2 separate regions of the Homo sapiens genome follow, and region 2 is linked to region 1. Evidence: read pairs that join two places in POLR2A ChIA-PET (ENCODE). Cell type or tissue: IMR-90. All regions are shown on one strand.

The links. ChIA-PET counts read pairs that join two places held together with the same protein. Peaks named below come from ENCODE experiments on the same cell type or tissue, not always from the same donor. Only the 100,000 strongest peaks of a DNase experiment are listed, where the experiment ranks them.
Region 2: POLR2A ChIA-PET joins it to region 1 with 10 read pairs; 3 of 35 experiments call an interaction of 5 or more read pairs at or near these places.

The regions. Positions count from the first base shown.
Region 1 is chr2:226,483,425-226,485,924 of GRCh38, reverse strand. No RefSeq gene overlaps it. Among named protein-coding and RNA genes, the nearest start is that of MIR5702, 170 kb to the left of the region's middle. RefSeq lists an enhancer at 1,494-1,995. In IMR-90, no CTCF peak of the experiment used is centred here; a DNase peak (open chromatin) is centred at 1,444; H3K4me3 peaks cover 212 bases; H3K27ac peaks cover 1,123 bases.
Region 2 is chr2:226,755,221-226,757,720 of GRCh38, reverse strand. The region is part of intron 1 of IRS1 (insulin receptor substrate 1); the gene reads left to right. Among named protein-coding and RNA genes, the nearest start is that of IRS1, 43 kb to the left of the region's middle. In IMR-90, no CTCF peak of the experiment used is centred here; DNase peaks (open chromatin) are centred at 1,430 and 2,420; H3K27ac peaks cover 2,101 bases.

The DNA.
Region 1 (2,500 bases):
TGTGTGTGTGTATATATGTGTGTACATACATATATATGTGTGTGTATATATATAAAATGCTTCCCCATCTCACCTTTATATATATATATATGATATATATGAAATATTTCAAAGGAGTGAAAAAACACCCAGCAGATGGGGTGACATGGGGAAACATTTTGCTTGTGTTGGCCCCTTACATTTTTGGAGCCTTCCATAACCCAATCAATGGTGTAGCAATTGGCTCTGAACTTGCCAATTGTTTGGGAAGTTTAGATGGGGAAACAAGCAAAATGTTTCCCCATGTCACTCCATCTGCTGGGTGTTTTTTCACTCCTATGAAATATTTTATATATATTTTATACATATATACACACACACATATATATATGTGTGTGTATATGTTTACACATATATATGTTATAGAAAATGATAAAGGAAATGATAGTTCATAAATTCACTCATGAACTGCAGTTCTGCTGGGTGTTTTTTCACTCCTTTGAAATATTTTATATATATTATATATATATATACATACACACACACACACGTATGTATGTATGTGTGTGTGTGTGTGTGTGTGTGTATATATATATATATATATATATATATATATATATATACGCATATAGGTGTTACAGGAAAGGGGTCCTGATCCGGACCCCAAGAGAAAGTTCTTGGATCTCACATAAGAAAGAATTCAGGGCAAGTCCACAGTGCAAAGCAAAAACAAGTTTACTAAGAGAGTAAAAGAATAAAAGAATGGTTACTCCATAGACAGAGCAACCCTGGGGGCTGCTGGCTGCCCACTTTTACGGTTATTTTTTGATGATATGCTAAACAAGGGGTGGATTATTCATGCCTCCCCTTTTTAGACCAATAGGGTAATGTCCTGACGTTGCCATGGCATTTGTAAACTGTCATGGCTCTAATGGGATTGTAGCAGTGAGGACGACCAGAGGTCACTCTTGTGGCTATCTTGGTTTTGGTGGGTTTTAGCTGGCTTCTTTACTGCAACCTGTTTTATCAGCAAGGTCTTTATGACTTGTACCCTGTGCTGACCTCCTATCTCATCCTGTGACTTAGAATGCCTTAACCATCTGGGAATGAAGCCCAATAGGTCTCAGCCTCATTTTACCCAGCCCCTATTCAAGATGGAGTTGCTCTGGTTCACATGCCTCTGACATATACATTGTTGATCTTCTTCTAGATATATCTATCTATCTAATCTACCTATCTATACCTGTTTATGTTTTTATTTATCTCCATCTCTCTCTCTCTCTCTCACACACACACACACACACACACACACACACACACACATATAAAAGCAGTTAAGTCTGGTTTCTGGTTTCTCTTTTCTAATATAAAATTTGGGGATCTCTGCCATATCTACACTTAATTCTTTTCTACTCTAGAAACTCCAGCAAAGCAGCTCTTGGGGAAGAATGCATTCCTCTGTGAGTTACCTCATGAATGCATAATACGGGAGGGGTGCAGCTGTGATATTTGCTGCACAAGGCAGGATTTGAAAAATTCTGGGAGGTGACTGCTTCTCTTGCCCCAAAGTCTGAAATGGAAGGAAGGAACACATAGTAATAAGTTCTGTATCTAAGCGAAATGCTAGAAGTTCATAGTGCCTGTTTGTGACTCTATCAGTTTTTTTTTTTTTAACCTAAATGGGAAACATAAGCTGCAATGATTTCTGAGGACATCAGCTCCATTATTCGTGTGTCCAGGCTCTCTCGCTTTCCCTCTGCAAACAACTCTGCCTCAGCTTAATGCTGTTGGGCTGCTTGGAATTCCTGACATGGTTCTTCCACATTCCTCACCCCGAAGGGATAATAGTCATTTATAGAGGGGCCACCTTCTATTCACCTCCTGAGAAGGAGGGAGGTTTGAAAAAAAAAAAAAACAAAAAAACTACCAAATGAAGAAAAATGTGAGATATGGTGAGAAAAACATGGAAACAGCCAAGATACTAGAGAGAGATAGAAGCTGATCCATGTGTTCCTCCTATGGGCTTGAAAGGAAGTGATAGTTCATAAATTCACTCATGAACTGCAGTTCTGCTGGGTGTTTTTTCACTCCTTTGAAATATTTTCCTTTTTACGGTGCTCAAATATTTTGCTTTCCCTTTTCTAGGATTCTTAACCTGGGTTGTGATCCCTTTTAACATTTGTTTCTCCTCTTTTTAAAGCTTTGTCTTCCTTTCATTTGCTTTTGCTTCTCTACAGGGTCTTTTTGGTTTTGGCTGACTTTCTTCCAATTTGTGTGTGTGTGCGTGTGTGTGTGTGTGTGCACATGCATCTGTTTGAATAAGAGGATAATGGAGACAAAATTTATAATATATAAACTGGGTAAACCAATTGAGTTTGCAAAAAAGCTGTGTTCTCTGAGGCACATTCTTTTCATCCTGTGCTTAGAGAGACATGTCCTCTGTTGTGTGGTATACCCCAAATCCCGCAGTGAGTGCAAACAGTGGAAAAAATGTCTCCCTTTCCTGCTTTCATACAGGCTA
Region 2 (2,500 bases), 270 kb before region 1:
GTTAGCACAGATATGAAATGAAAACTACATATTTTCAGATTATAAGTGTAGGAAACACATGGTTAAACAAAATATCAAGCTCTAATATGAGATGAGAGATGTCAGGAGGGAGATATTTCCTAAATGTCTTTGGACACAAGACTCTATTTCTTTCCTTGGCTCACTGCAACCTCCACTTTCGGGTTCAAGCAATTTTCTTGCCTCAGCCTCCTGAGTAGCTGGGACTACAGGCACACCCCACCATGCCTGGCTAATTTTTGTATTTTTTAGTAGAGATTGGTTTTTACCATGTTGGTCAGGCTGGTCTCGAACCCCTCACCTCAGGTGATCTGCCCACCTCAGCCTCCCAAAGTGCCAAGATCACAGTTGTGAGCCACTGTGCCTCAGCCTCACAAGACTGTTTCTCATGGAGCTCATGTTCTGTAGAACATGTTTGGGAACTGCTGGCCTACTGAATGCCCAGAACCAGGGCTCCAGGAGAGTTCAAACCGTACCATCCTCTAGTAGTGAAAGCTTCTTGCTTAGTGTATTATAGGTACCCTCAGATGTTGTATGACTTGCAGTCGTTGTCATAAATTATTAATTGCAGTAGTTTATAAACAGTCAAGTATATCTGTGCTTCTTACACACGCACTTTGTCATTGGAAGCAAGCACATAAGCAGTTAGGCCTCTCTTTGGCTACATACAGCCTGTTAGGGAAAGCAGCCATTGTATTTTATTTATTTATTTATTTATTTATTTATTTATTTATTTATTTATTAGACGGAGTCTCACTCTGTCACCAGGCTGGAGTGCAGTGGCGTGATTTCAGCTCACTGCAACCTCCACCTCCTGGGTTCACGTGATTCTCCTGTCTCAGCCTCCCGAGTAGCTGGGACCACAGGCGCACGCCATCGTGCCCAGCTAATTTTTGTATTTTTAGTAGAGACGGGGTTTCATCATGTTGGCCAGGATGGTCTCTATATCTTGACCTTGTGATCCACCCACCTGGGCCTCCCAGAGTTCTGGGCTTACAGGCGTGAGCCACCTCGCCCAGCCAGAGCCATTGTATTTTAAAGGAGACAATTCTGTTCTTCCTTATAACCTATCCCAGTTGTGGATTGAATCCCTGAGCCTTAGGTCACGTTGCTATTGTTCTGCATCAATAAGCATATTATAATTGATCAATAAGTCATCTGATTTAAAAAACCATGTGTCCTAGTTGTGTTCTAAAGGGAAAATATGTTAGTTTGTTTTTTTTCTTTTCTTCATCCTCATTAAACCTTGGGCATGCATTAACACCAGAGCCAGTTCTTTGGATATCAAGACTTTGACTTGTAGTGGCAGGGCTCATGTTTACCTATAATCCTTGGAGATTTTTGAGAGATGGTGATTCACTGACTAGGGATGTTTCACCACCTTCAAAGGAGCATATATGTTTTGATTCAGTGAGGTCAGCGATACCAGATTTTAGCAACAGAACTTTCAGTCAGATGAGTTGGTGACTCACCTTGGCTTGTACCTTAGACATGCGGGTATAAGATAAATGCTTTCTTAATGATAATTCAGGGCCCCTAAATCTTGTATCTGCCTGAACTTACTAGCCTTCTTACCACTGATATTAATTTGCTGCTTCTGATGGAAGTTGGCCTGTATTATGTTAAAACTTAGATCCTTCTTAGAATGAAGTATTTCCCTTTATAAGGCTGAAAGTGAGTGCATAAAGTCTGTGAATGGGCATTGTGTTTTGAAAGCTTTCTGCCAACTGCTTATCTCTTGAATATGTTACAAACTAGAATTTTAAACATGTGGCTCATCCGTGCTTCTCTCCCATATACATGTATGTTTTTGGGAGGAGGAGCTCCATGCTCTTAAGCTTTGCTTTCTGTTGGATTAGCATTTTAATGCTTGAAGGCAGTAATTTTAAAAATGGTTCTTGGTATGGGGCCACCCAGTTTTTAAAGCCTGAGTGTCAGTAATGAGCTGAGCAGTATTTGTGGGTGGCACTAATTGAAAGAGAAAAGGTACTGAGGGAAAGGAATACAAAGTTGTGGGGAGGGGAAGGATGGGATGAAGAAACAGACTTCCCCCAGTAATTGAACCTAGTTTCATCCAGCTTCAGAGCACCCAAGTTTAACTTGAAAAAGCTTTTTGGATTATTTTGATTTGTTAAACCAGTTGTATTCTATGCTCTATAATAAGGAACATATATATTTTAGATTTTTGTGTACACAGATAATTAACACACTTAATTATAGCTCTCAGTTTGAGCCATTCAGATGAGTTACTGCCAACTAGAATGATGTGCATAAACTTAGCTCTGTTTATATGTAAACTGTACAATATTTTAACGTTAACGTCATTGTTTTCCCCTTCTCAAAGTACAGCATGTTTTGATCTACAGAGGGAATATTTTTAAAAAGTGGATGTCTAAGAATGTAAACACTGGGAGGCGAGATGCAGCTGTTTATGATTTACTTTTTAATCTTCTGTTCTTTCGTGGCTTCTAACGTCAAAGGA